Regions from separate parts of the Homo sapiens genome. Here region 1 is linked to region 2. A link is a contact called in ENCODE Hi-C or POLR2A ChIA-PET data. All regions are on one chromosome and are shown on one strand. The core of a region is the stretch at or near the end of the contact, and the rest is flanking DNA. Distances in the headings are between cores, read along the strand shown.

What was found. A loop is a pair of places that touch in the nucleus more often than their neighbours do. ChIA-PET counts read pairs that join two places held with the same protein, here RNA polymerase II (POLR2A). Pooled maps may share reads with other maps.
Region 1: a pooled map shows a loop between it and region 2 (5-fold over the local background). The contact joins two enhancer-like sites. A Hi-C loop is called at or near these places in 1 of 168 maps with a recorded cell type or tissue (MCF 10A) and 3 of 50 pooled maps. POLR2A ChIA-PET finds 5 or more read pairs at or near these places in 2 of 52 experiments (MCF 10A and activated CD8-positive, alpha-beta memory T cell).

What each region holds. Positions count from the first base shown.
Region 1 is chr3:189,818,874-189,826,008 of GRCh38, reverse strand. All of the region lies in intron 4 of TP63 (tumor protein p63), which reads right to left. Among named protein-coding and RNA genes, the nearest start is that of MIR944, 7.5 kb to the left of the region's middle. Within about 2 kb of position 1,293, at least 4 of the 41 ENCODE cell types and tissues checked have a DNase peak (open chromatin) inside an H3K27ac peak, as active enhancers do.
Region 2 is chr3:189,584,625-189,591,894 of GRCh38, reverse strand. No RefSeq gene overlaps it. Among named protein-coding and RNA genes, the nearest start is that of TP63, 43 kb to the left of the region's middle. RefSeq lists an enhancer at 4,808-4,947. Within about 2 kb of position 3,319, at least 5 of the 41 ENCODE cell types and tissues checked have a DNase peak (open chromatin) inside an H3K27ac peak, as active enhancers do.

The DNA.
Region 1 (7,135 bases), core at 44-2,543, 240 kb before region 2:
CATGTAGCTCACGTCCTTCTTCAGAGAAAGAAACAAGGAGCAAGAAGCAAGTGGGGGAGAGAGAGAAGGAGGGGGAAGGGTGGAGAGGCTGCAGGGAAGAGCAATCTTTCTTGTAAACTCTGAATACTGGGTACAAATTACAGCGCATACCCCTAACTTTCTTTCCAAATGATGTGTTGAGAAGTACATGACTACCATAAAATATTATTTTTTTTAAAGCACGTGGATTTAAGAAGATGCATTAGCACTACATAAGCAATGGCTGTTAAAAACAAAAGAGAAGGCTTCCACTATCTTTCCTAAAAGGCATTTCCTATTATGTGTAAATATATGATAAAGGGAAAGAATAGAGAAGACACAATTAAAAATCATGTTGTTTAATAGATACTGATATTATTTAAGCTTATTCTTTCTTATTGACGTCCATCCCCAATTCTGTTATTTTATTTTTAATCAAGTTTTGAGCAATACCTCTGGGTATTTTGAAGCAAATATCCATGTATTTCCCTTTTATTCTTTGCATAAATTCTCTACCAAGAACATTTAAAAACGTGGAAAGCATAATTTATTTTTGCCTGCTGCTGGATTAATCGGTAGACTCACGAATGATTGCAGATATTCCTAATACTTTTCTATCTACTTCATATTGATAACCATTTTTATATCACTTAGCTCAATATTGGCACTGCTCAAACTCCAACAGGGTGTATAGTTTAGCCACCACGCTGTGAATGTATATGCCTATTATATGAGGAAATAACATTTTAAGGTGATTCCTCCAAAACTTTATAAATCATTTTAAAAATTAGACATGTTTGAACAGGCACTAACACACAAACAGGTCTTGGCTGTATCTCATGCAGAATAAGGGTTTGTTGCAGATGTTCTCCTGCAAGCTACATCTTGCCTATTACAAGAACATTCATCTCCCAAACACACCATTTTACCTTCTTTGCCAGAAGCAAAACAAAACACACGCACAAATCAGAGAGCTTTTATTACTATTATTTTTAATTCTGAAATTCTTCCACTTATTCTATATCCTTACAGAGGAGAGGAACCAAACATCTGATTTCTAAAATGCTGCTGTCTGATGATAGCTCAGTTTGCTTTCCCCCTGAACAAGCTACTGATATTAGGGGAGTCTAACCCATGTCTTTTTTTTTTTTTTTTTAAACCTACAAAACCGATGCCTGGGCCAGCACTGACTCATAAAACTGGAGACATTAGCTCATGGCAATGATTCAGTCGTGAGAATTCTGACAAGGGCCTCTCCCTCCCTGGTGCTTTAAGAGGAAAATCGTCCTGAGTAAGTATGGCTTGTGATCTAGGCACAGATGTTACTGTGTCTGTGATCAAGTATTATAAGGAAAGGGGCAGTGCCGTGTGACAGCAGCCACCCTAAGGAGAAAATCACTGTCTTCACAGGAAAACAGTTTCACAGCAGCCCCGGCACAGCCTAATTGGAAAAGTCCAGGCTAGGCACGGTGGCTCACTCCTGTAATCCCAGCACTTTGGGAGGCTGAGGCAGGTGGATCACCTGAGGTCAGGAGTTCAAGACCAGCCTGGCCAACATGGTGAAACCCCAACTCTACTAAAAATACAAAAATTAGCCAGGCATGGTGGCAGGCACCTGTAGTCCTAGCTACTGGGGAGGCTGAGGCAGGAGAATGGCTCGAATCCGGAATGGCTCGAACCCAGGAGGCAGAGGTTGCAGTGAGCCAAGATTGTGCCACTGCACTCCAGCCTGGGTGACGGAGCGAGACTCTGTCTCAAAAAAAAAATAATAATAATAATAAAATAAATAAATAAAACAGTCCTACAAAAAGGCCCTGGGCTCCCACGGCCAGCCATTTCAATCAGCCTGGGAGAAAAATATGAATTTTATTCACTGGACTGCTTTGGTTTCTCCTCAAGGAGAGAGGAAAGGCAGGTTTCCTTTGAAAGGATCCTCTTGAAACGATCAAGGTTTGGGGGGCTATTAGGCTTTTGGCATTTATTGCTAGGTGTGAGAGAGAGAGCATGAAAGGAAGTCTTGAGATTAGGCTGGATAAGAGTTATCTCACTGAACCAGCACCTTCATCTTGGACACCAGGTGAGAGGATACAAATGTTCATTTGGCAAGACAGAAAGCTGAAAGGTATACCTGCTGCCTCTATCCGAAGTCTATCATGCGGTTTGCATGATAGACTTCCTAGTTTACAAATCACTTTCACCCCATCATCTCATTTAATCCTCACAATAACCCTTCAGGATAGGTAGCATCATCCTCATTTTGAAGACAAGAAAACTGAGGCACTAGGGAGGAAGTGATTCGTCAAGGTCCCAGCTAGAGAATGGCAGCCAAGCCTTTAGGACAGACCTGCTCTAGTAAAATAGCTAATCATTTTGGCTCCTTTTCTGGCTCTCCATTCCTCCTCCCTACCTTTCTATCTAGCCCTTTGGAGTAGTGACTTCAGCAACTGACTCTTGCCCTATCTCACCTCTGTCCTTCCCCTGGTGAGTGAGCCACATCACCGACTGAGTGCTCAGCTCCACAGTGTGCGTCTGCATGCCGTGGCATTCTCCAAACTGCTCTCCTTTACTGCAGGCCCCTCCAACCAACCGCCATCTGCTGTCAGGTTAATCTACTTTATATACCGATCTGAAGAGGTGCTGAAAAAGTATGCAATGTCAGCACACTGCCCATGCGATAGAGTTAAAAAGCCTTACCCTACATAGGCTGGCCCATCCTACCTTTTAGCTTCACCCTATGTAGTTTCCTACATAGAACCACAGCTTCAGAGAGAAAAGAAGAGTCACTGTCCTGGGGAAAGGCACAGAAGGCTTGCTGTGTGTTTTGGTGTAGGCTGAGTCCACTGCCTGTCTGGAGAGTCTACTCTCTTCAGTTAACCAATGGTCTGGCATAGAAAAGGTCAATTGCAGTCAATCTGTATCTTTCTGGTCACAAAATACTTCTCTTCTGGATGCAAAGAATTTGAATTCAAGGGGAACTTCAGAGGCTGCTTGATTGTTTCTCTCATCTAAAACTTGAGTCAAGGGTGTCTCACTCTCTGGAGGTGGAGAACTCACCACCACTGGAGGCAGTGCAGCCACCCCTAGAGAACCCTGACCATTCATTTTCTGCTGCAATCTGCCTTCCTGTGGCTTCCCTTCTTACGTGGTTATTGTGCCTTTGGGGACATCTAAAGAAGTCTAAAATATCTCTAGGAAAGCTGGCCATAAAGAAGGAGCTCTATACAACTGATGAAGAGCGTTATCATTTTGTAGCATGAGTCCGAGTCATTTTGGGCTAAGGCTCCAAAAATAAACAATGCTCTTTCCCAGGGCACTTTAACTTATCTCAAAATTGTGCTTCTGAAACAATTATTGAAGGCACTTGTACATCAGAAGTGTTCCTGGTAGTGCGCCTGGGTATAATAACTCAATGTTACAAGATAAATACTACTCATCTTCCTGGAACAACAATTTTAAAGACTTTTTAATGAGGGGAAGAAATACCTATATTGAAATATATATTTATATTTGAATGCAAAGTTGAAATAAGTTTTTCAGAAAGAAAATGATATGTCTTCTATGGACCATTTCAGATTAAACCCTCAGGATGGCTAATCTAGCCATTCATTTTCCTCTGCTCTTAATTGGGGTAAAAGTTTTAAAGTACTATCCTAATACATCACCTCTACTAGGCACCAGAGGCTAGAGCTACTTTATGGAGTAGATTTCCTGCTATGATTCTGGACAAATCTATGAATAAGGTAGGTTTAGTGTAAATTCTAATCCTAAATCTATGATCCATCCTAATAGAAATTACCATTTACAGGCATTGTTTTAGGCACTTTATACTTATTATATCAAATCCTACCAATAACATCGTTACCTAAAGGAGTATCATCCCTATTTGAAAGGTGAGGAAGCCGCTCTAGAGACAGTGTTTAGCCCAACACCATACAGCTAGAGAGAAGTGAAATTCAACCCCCCAGGTCTATCTGACCACAAAGCTGAATTCTTTCTCCTACACCCTCCTGTTTCCTTAGGCACTATTTGTCCTTTAGTAAAAGAGCCATAGTCCCTGCTTTCAAGAAGAGCCAGGATGTGCTAAATATCATATTTGTAATCTTCATCTTATAAAACAACCAAAAAAGATATACTGTAAGTATCATATGCTTTATACGATATCTCGTAATTAGCAGTTAAGGGGACATTTTCATTTTAAATCAGGAACTTATGGAAAGAAGATAATTCAAAGTATTGCATTTTTTGTTTCTGAAGTCTAAATTCCAATGTCAAATTAAGAAAGCAATAAATTAGGAGATAATCTATGCCCTACAACCACATGCCCAAATAACAACTTAAAAACAAAAGTTCAAACCATTAGAAACAGAAAATCTGTTAGTTGGGAATGCTTTAAGCGAGGCTTAGGAAAATATAACCTCTCTCACTGTTCATATAGCAGCGTGGGCAGTACCCAGGCAACACTCTAATTCTTTCCCTTGTTGTTCTGAAGCATCCTCCATGTGGTAAGCACGCTTGACCCTCTATTGAGACCAGTGACAAAAGATGACAAAGTAGCTGTGGCCATTTCTTTCTCTCTGGCTCTGGAGGAGGTGGAGATTACTGCAGTCACCAGGACCCTCAAATGCAAACAGTATGAATGCAGGAATCAAATCTAAGCGCTGTGAAGTGAGGCTGTATTCTGAGTTAGTGCAAGGGAAACATACATTCAAAAGTAACCATAATAAAAGAATACTTCTAACAAGTAGAAAGAACATAAAAGTAAAAAATGCTTCTATATGAAAATACTGCTTCAATTACATCACAGCACTAGCTACCAAAATAAAACCACTGCTAGTACACATGAATCAAAGGTCTTAATTTGTTATTGCTTTTTTTTGTTCTTTTCACTAAAATTCAAATAGATATTTAATGAGACCTTCCTTCCTGGAAGTTTCAAAGAATTTTAGAAAAGTATACACAATTACATATTATTCATTCATTAAGACCACCTAAAGTAGTGGGTATATTTTGAAGAAAATGCACTGTGTTCAAAAAGCAGCAAGGCTTACTAGGCAAAGGAAAGTAAGACATCTTCTTTCCTGAAATAGTTCAGTCAACTCTCCTAAAAAGAAAACTGAAGGAAATAATAGGTATGTCCTTATATTTGGAAGCAAAAATACCCATGAGATTACAGAATGTAATAATCAAGGACGTGAAGATTGTAGATAGATTGAATTTTAACATGCTATTTGAATTGGTTTGGGTCTCTTCCTCATATTAGAAGTTTATATCCATAAAAATATACCATCAGAGCTACAAAACCATCTTAGAAAACATCTAACTAACAAATGTAAAATGCGTGCATTGTACTTCTGTAAAAGGCTCCACTCACTAGTATCCAACAAACCATTTCACTTCCCCTTTCTCCTTTTGTCCCTTCTGATGATGCTCTCCCTATCTCCACCCCTAAACTCAAAGTGTCTAAGATGACAATTACACTTAGGTTGGGGGAGTGGTGAGAGAAAAGAGTCTATAAAACCTTAAAAGATTGTTCCCAGAGGCATTCTTATACCTACTAACCCCATGTCTACCATGCTTGTGCAAGGAGAAACATTATAACTGAAATCCATGCCGTGCTAGGTAAGAAATCAGTTCTGAAATATGAATGCATTGTGGAAACTTATACAAATGGTCGTATATTTAATTGCTTTTTGAAGAGAAAACCAGACTGCAAGAAGTCTATAGTTCCTTGTGGTTCTGAGGCTGAGTGAGTCATTTTCTTGTCCCCATCTACATCACTTGCTCTAGCTTTTACAGCAAAAGGTAAACAGATGAGTTAATGTTTGCTAAATTATGTGATAATTCTCAGACATAAAGTATAAATAACTGCAAAATATGCCTTTGTTACATTTGCATACAAAAGTATTCAATGTAGTCATTGACAATAGATAAAAGTAAAATAGGGCTGGGCGTGGTGGCTCATGCCTGTAATCCCAGCACTTTGGGAGGCCGAGGCGGGTGGATCACAAGGTCAGGAGTTCAAGACCAGCCTGGCCAAGATGGTGAAACTCCATCTCTACTAAAAATACAAAAATTAGCTGGGCATGGAGTCACGCGCCTGTAATCCCAGCTGTTCAGGAGGCTGAGGCAGAGAGTTGCTTGAACCTGGGAGGGGGAGGTTGCAGTGAGCTCAGGTGGCACCACTGCACTCCAGCCTGAGTGACAGAGTGAGAGACTGTCTCAAAAAAAAAAAAAAAAAAAAAAGGTAAAATATAATCCATTACCAGTGAGTACTGTGAAAGAACAATAAAAATCTAAAGAATGAAGTATCTTTTGGTAACTCTTGGATGTTGACAATTCTATTTGTAAAAGACTTGACTTAAGCAGTATTAAAAATGTTTATTTGCCAAGTAGCTAAACTTAAAGGTAACAAAATTAGACAAAAGCATTTTATAAAACAGTGTAAACACCGCATGTTCTCACTCATAGGTAGGAATTGAACAATGAGAACACCTGGACACAGGAAGGGGAACATCACACACTGGGGACTGTTGTGGGGTGAGGGAAGGGGGGAGGGATAGCATTAGGAGATATACCTAATGCTAAATGACAAGTTAATGGGTGCAGCACACCAACATGGCACACGTATACATATGTAACAAACCTGCACATTGTGCACATGTACCCTAGAACTTAAAGTATAATAATAATAAAATTTAAAAAAAAAGTGCACATTTGCTTATACTTATATAACTTCAACACAGCCTGGGTGGGAGAATAAGCAAAGCAGAAAGAGGTTACTATCTTACGTGTCTTAGTTCAAAAAGAGATTTTTAATCATCACAATAAGGATACATTTTCTAGGCATCCATTCTAACTATGGGAATATAGAAAAAGTTATTCCAAATTCCTACTATGAAAACACTTTCTATTTTTACATGTTGGTCAATCTGCTTTATCTATCAACTATCCACCGTCTTCCAAATGCTTTATTCACTAAATCCATGGTTTTGTATAGAAAGGTTATAAGAAAGGTGATAAACTTGAATTGTGTTTAAAGACAAACTCTGGGTCTAACACATAAATCATGTTCTCAAATTCCTTTTCTAACATCAAGGCAAAGGTCTAGAAGTTTCCC
Region 2 (7,270 bases), core at 2,070-4,569:
TCAATTTTGTTTATCTTTGCAAAACTAACTCTTACTTTCATTGATCTCTTCTATAGGGTTTTCTTAGTCTCTGCTGTTATTTCTGCTTTTATTTGTGTTATTTCTTTCCTTCTACTATGTTTGGGCTTTCTTTGTTCTCCTTTTCCTAGATCCTTGAAGTGTAAAATTGGGTTGTTGATTTGAGATTTTTCTTCTTTCTTCAAGTAGGCATTTATTGCTATAAACTTCTTACTTAGAAATATTTTTGCTGTAGCCAGTGAATTTTGGTATATTTTTTTCTTTCATTTGTCTCAAGATATATTTTGATTTCCCTTTTCCCCATTGGTTGTTCAAGAATAGGATGCCCAATTTCTACATATTTGTGACTTTTTTCTGTTTTTTTCCTAGTATTTCTTTGGGTTTCATACCATTGTGGTAGGGAAAAGGTATTTGAGATGATTTTAATCTTCTCAAATTTGTCAAGACTTATTTTGTGGGCTAATATATAAAGAATTCTGAAGAATGCTTCATATGTTCTTGAAAAAATGTATGTTTTGCTGCTGTTAGCTGAAGTGTTATGCATATGTCTATCAGGTTCATTTGGTCACAGTGTTGTTTAATTCTGCTGTATCATTTTTGGTTTTCGGTCTGGATGACATATCCATTGTTTAAAGTGGGGTTATATAAGTCCTCTACTATTACTCTGTTGCTGTTTACTTTTCTCTTCATTTCTGTAATATTTGCTCAGTATATTTAGGTACCCCAATATTGGGTTCATGCATATTTACAATTGTTATATCCTCATGATGAACTGATTCTTTTATCATTATATAATGACCTTCTTTGCCTCTTGTGACAGTTTTTGACTTAAAGTCTGTGTAAGTATAGTCACCCCTGCTCTCTTGTAGTTACCATTTATGTGGCATATCTTTTCCCATCTCTTCACTTTCAACCTATGTGTGTCTTTAAAGCTAAAGTGAGTCTCTTGTAGGAAGCATACATTTTGATATCTCTCTCTCTCTCTCTCTTTTTTTAGTCACGTTTGCCATTCCATGTCTTTGATTGGAGAATTAAACCCATTTATGTTTAAAGTATTATTGACAGGAAGGAATTACTATTGTCATTTGGTTAATCATTTTCTATATACTCAGTAGTTCTCTTTTTTCTTTTTTTGGTGTGTGTTGATGATCTTTTTTTTTTTTGTAGTGGTTTGCTTTGATTCCTTTCTCTAGATTTTTTTGGATATCTTTCATTGGTGTCTGTGTATTTTAAGAAGTAAGCACCTCTTCTAATCTTTACAGACTGATTTTGGTAAGGAAAGCCCTTTACCAGTCAGCTGGCTTAATTTTGTGTGAGCAGCTCGTTGGGTCTGTGGGTAGACATGCTGTTTCAGTCCTCAGGTGGGCTGACCTGAATCCTGGGTCAGTTGGCAGGCAAACCTGGTTTCTGGGTTCACAAGGGCTTGGCTGGTGCTTTGTTCCAGTGAGGATGGCCTGGCACTAGGGCGGGCCTGGAGCTGCGGTTTGCAGGAGCCAGTCTGGCACTAGAGTTAATGGAGTATGTCCATGGCAAAACCAAATGTTGACTTTACTCTCCTTCCTCTACCTTGAAGGTATCTCTCTCCACAGTGCACTCCAGGAGCTTGCAGGAGGCTGACATGGGTAGTGTGAAACTGTCCTTTATAACCTCTTCAATGTATCTTTTATCATTTCTGTGCTCCACCTAGGCACCGCAATCTCTCATCTGGAGTCCTTATCTGTTGTGAAGTTATTTTTATGACTGGATGGTTTTTAAATTCATTTTTCTTTGAAAGGATATATGCTGGAGACTCTTATACCACCATATTGCTGATGTTACTTTCCTCTCTGCTATGTTTTCCTTGAGTCGTATTTTCATTCTTATAGCTTTGCAAAATCAATAAAATATAATCATTTGAAATGCATATTTATTTTGTTATGCATTTAATTTTAACAACAATATATGAAGGCATTTAGGCATCATGGAAATGTGTTTTAGATACATATATATATATAAAAACACTAACCTGATAAATCTAGAAACATGTTTGTTGATAGACTGGCCTCAATATTGCTAATAAAAAGATCATATATAAGAGGTCTGGTCAAACTTATTGCATGCTGTTGTAAGACTTTTATGTGTTAGTGGATGCAACTGGCTTGCTAACACAGGTATCCTTGTGTTTGTTGAATGAAAACGAATGTATGAATAAATGAAAAAGTGAATGGATTTTGGATGCAGACTTTACGATAGTGTTCACCTCCAGAGAGAGTTCAATGAGCCCACCTGCGGGATTTGGAGGGCTAGGTGGGTGAGGAACCAGACATCTCAGTACCCTACTTTCTAATTTTATCAACATCTTATATAAGCCATGTGTAACATTACAGTGATACCTCAATTAACACAACCTTTGGAACAAAGGTCCCTTATAATCAAGTTGGAAGCATTGACAATAACTCATAAACTTGCAAAGCATGCTACCATGTGTCACTCTGCTCTGTGTCAGTATTCCAGTGAAGCCGCATGTCTGCACTTGGCAGATACCATTGTGCATAGCTGCCACTGGCACCCACAATCAATAGAACTGATACTATATTCCTGTTCAACTTGTTCTCTCCTCTTGGCTTTCTTTTTTCTGATCTCTTTTCAACATTAATGGCTATATCTCCTTCCACTCAAGTGTCTGATGTCCTTCTGTTCTTTAGCTTCTAATCCCCACCCTATCAAAATAAAAAGAGGTCTTGTGGATAGCTTTTCATACTGGTGACTTGCCTGATTGATTTCAGCTAATTCTGAGGTAATACATATTTATATACCAGGCAGTGCACATTATAAAACCACACCTGCCAATAGTTCTGGGAAGGGATAACACATGGTTTAGAAAGATCACTGAAAAAGAGCATTGTATGATCTATGTCATTGAAGGCTGTATTGCTGAATCACCACATGCTATTGAACTGCCAGTCCTTTTTGCTGACCTTGTTTCCACATTTACAAAATGAGAGGATCGATGATCTCTAAGGATCTTTCCAGATCTAGCTTTCTTGGATACAGAATTCATAACCGAAAACCTATGGAGAGAATTAGCTGTTTCTCTCTCAATTCCAAGATTCGGGAGAACTGAAAATGCATAGTGCCGGCTGATGTTGTTTTATCATGCTGAGTCACAGAAGAAATTTTTTTGAAAATATTTCTCTTGAAATATAAAAGGAATTATCACTAGGGTGCTTAGTAATAACCCCTTAGGGAAAAAGGCAGAGAATTACAAAACCAAGTGGCATGACACCACTACTATCTTCCCAGAATCTGGATAGAAGTTTCAAGAGTCAGGACGTGATTCACAGTGTTCTTTTTTCTTCTGCAATCATGGAATCATGTATCCAAATGCAGCCTTCATCAGCCTTTTTTCTTGAGTTTCAGTGATAAGAATATCTCTCTTGTTAACTCTGGACACATACTGAGTGTGAAAAAAAATTAGTAGCTTCAAACTACTAAAAATCCAACCAACCAACCTAACGTATCTTAAGTTGTAAAACCCAGCTTCCTCCCACTTAGTTTCTACTGCCCTTTTACCAGCCCTAGGCATTTGGAAGGTGGAAGGGGAATTCAATGTACATAATTTCCTATTACTGGATTTACATGGCTTGTAAGGCAAAACTGGGCATTTTGCCTGTAACTCTTCAGAGAGAATTTATCAGGCACAGACTCTGAGCTTAGAATTTTACTACCACAAATATAAGAAACTTAAAAAGGTAGAAAGGCATGTTTCCCTGGTGCTAAAATATTTAAAGGTATTCTCTCTTACCCTCTCCAGTTGTTCTGTCTTTACAGAGTACTGAAATCTCAGACTGATGAGGATCTTATAAGAAAGGTTATCAAATGTTCTGTCTGATGCAGTCTTCCACAGCCCCTTGAAGTAATATCTAACTTTTGCCTGAACATTGTCTTTGATAGGGAACTCATTTCCTCACAAGATGGCCAGTTCTATTTCCAAATGGCATTGATTCTAACAGAGTTCTTCTCTCTACATTAAAGTAAAATATGACTCACTACAATTTCTACCCAATGAAATGTTTAATTCTCCCTCTTGGGGCCTCATGTTAATTCCTCTTACCCTTGATATTCCTTAAAATATTTAAAGACAGCACAGTCTCTGAAATGAAGTTCCTTGAATTCTCCCAGAGAAGGAACTTGAATTACAAAATTGGCTAGAGAGGAGATGACAATTATTTGGATGTACAATTATTTCCAGGTGGTCACAACGCAGTTATTATTATTAATGCAGATGAAGTGAAAATTAGGTAGCAGGAAAAAAGTGAAAGGTTCAATTCCTCATATCTTAAATAAGTTAATGAATCAGTCGATTCATCAAAGCAGCAAGAACAAAAAAGCAGTTGGTGAGAGCTCTATTTTGGCAGGAGGAAAGCTCAATTTCACATCCACTATTTTATGCCTATCTCCTCTCCCTGTGTTGCTAATTATCTAAAATGAAAGTTTTGCTGCTTACTAATGACTAGAAAGAGAAGAGAGAGATAAATTGGTAAAGTTACTAAAAATAATCTCAGAGATACACAGAGGTTGACACAGAGGATGACACACTGAGGGTGCAAAGGATCATTTTCTAGATTGGAAAGCGAACCACATCAAATATTGCAAAACTGAAAAGGGAAAACTAAACTGCTCTGCATTAGGACCATACATAGAAGTGAAAAAGCACAAAGTAAGGGTGATGTGATTAGCAGAGGCACAAGTTAAAGACATAGGACTTTTGTTGTTGTTGTTGTCGTCGTCAAGTAGTGTGGCTATTTGAAATGAATAGTACAAATGTAGGCTACGTTCATGACAGGGTGTTTCCAAACAGAGGAGTATCGTGTTCCAAACCAAGAAACCATACCAAGGGTACAGTTCTAGCTGCCATGGCTTTCAAGAAAAGCAAACATCCTGGAACATTTTTGGAGTAATTTGACTAGGTTGGAGAAGTAACAAAACTATACCTTTACAAAGAGGAATGAAGGCTTTTGTAAATATTCATCTTGGATCAGAAAGAGCTCATGGAAAAACTTGAATGATTCTTCTGGAAAGGACGAATTAGAGGTAATAAAGGGGGAGAAAATTTCAGGAAGGCAAAATAAGGTTCAATATAAGGAAGCGCTTTCTAAACAGAACTATCTAACAATACGATAGGTCAGCTCAAATAGTAGAGAAATTGAGGCTAGGTCCATTGCTACGGATCCTGCTTTAGGGGAAATTTAGGCATCTGATTAACATTCCGGCTCAGTAGGTCCTTAAAATATAAAACTTTACTTCAGAACAAGATAACACCTTGAGACTTGGATTTGCTGTAGTCTTAAGACAAGTCTCATCTAACTAGGAGAATGACCCTAGACTAGAGACACAACTTTTAGTTTGTGCTCTAGGCTAAACAGTTTTGTAACTTTAAGCAATTTCTTTTCCTCCCTGGGCTTGGCTTTTCTTCTACAAAAGGCAGGGATATGTACTTAGATCATTGATTTTCAAACTTAAAATATTACCCGGAAGCATAAATAATTAAAATAAATTAATTAAGGAATACACTGTTGGTGGGAATATAAATTAGTACAGCCACTATGGAAAGCAGTATGGAGGTTCCTCAAAAACATTAAAAATAAAACTACCATATGATCCCAAATTGGACCCCACTTTCCACTCCTTGGCAATATCTTGGAACATCGCATTATAAGTTTGCCTTGTCATCTCAAAGGAACTCTGAGTTGCTTGTGACAGCATATTGAAACATGCTTGGGGTTGGTTAGGAATCATAACTTCTCCACTTGCTAACTGTGTGATCCTGAGAAAATGACTTACCTTCTTTGAGCCTCAGTTTCCTCATTTGTAAAATAATAATGGGTATGTATGCCAATTAAAAGGGGTTTGAGGGAAGATCAAATGAGATAATGTATGCTAAATGCCTGGTACAGAGGGAGTTTCATGAGTTAATAATTTTATCCATTCTTTCCTTTGCCCCAAAGGAAAGGCAATTCAAACACTTCTTAGGGGAAGCTCTCGATTTTTGTGACTTGGTTGTCGCTACTGCCTTTCTTCCCTTGATCCAGTCCTCATTCAGTATTTATAAACACTAAAATAGGAAAAAAGATTGGCTAAGTAAGAAGGAAAGAGCATTTTTTTTTCATTAGGAACACTTTAAAGAGTGTGTGTTTACATATCTGATCTAATTTGATCCTCACAACAACATCTTGTGGAAGATATTACTCTCTCTTACAGCTGAGAAAATGGAGACTAAGGATTCAGTGACTTGCCCAAAGTCACTTCACTAGCTGGAGAGAAACTAAGACTCAAAATTGCTCTGTCTTTATTTTGAAACTCAAGATTTTTGTGTTCTATGTTGTTGTTTAAGTGGATCCTTCTTGGTTTCTGCCCTTGGGAAAGTCTTAACGCTTCCTTTCAGTGTGAGTCTGGGGAAGAGGAGGTGAGATTTCACTCTAGATCAGAGAGGGCAAAGAGCAGCTAGGTCTGCCTTGTCCTTACAGGAACAGTTTCACCTGGTCTTCCCTCACCTGTGGGAACTCTTCCTTCTAGAGCTGCTCTGGAACACTAAAATGTATAGCCTTATCCCACAGGAATAACCATCTTCCTTGCTCATTGTCGCAGCCTGTGTCTGGGGTGTTAAACTCTCTTGCAAGGGAATTTTAACATTTTTTTCAACTTTGCCCTTGCTTGTCTTTAGAATGATCCACAGCTCATTGTCCGCCCCCTTATTTTTGGATTTTGCAAACACCCTAAGGCCTTTTGAGGAAGAGTCATGCTTCCTCGTGGGGTTGTCCCTGAAGTTCATTAAAGTCTGTTTCTCCTGGCACTGCAGTGATGATGTCCCCTATGCTTTTGGCTGAGACCCACAGATCTAGCCTGATCATTGAAATAAGCTGAAGCAATTCAGCAATCCCAAATATGGGAAGTCTGAGTATAGGAAAACCCATAAAACTTCTGATGCAATGGTTGCTGACAGATTTCACCTACCTTCCTTCTCTACACACCCAACTATCCACAACTCACCCTAATATGCAGTTCAGAGTCACACACGTGCTTCTGAAGGGAGAATTTGGCACCAGCTCTCCATTCCCTAGGGCATGGCTGGGGATTATGTTCAACAGATAACTCACCACTAAGGGTGCATTGTATGAAGACAACCATTTCAGGTAGGGCTGGTTTCTTCACTCAGGCTGAATTCATGACATAAGAACAGACTGCTGGCTTTTTTTTTTTTTTTTAATTATAC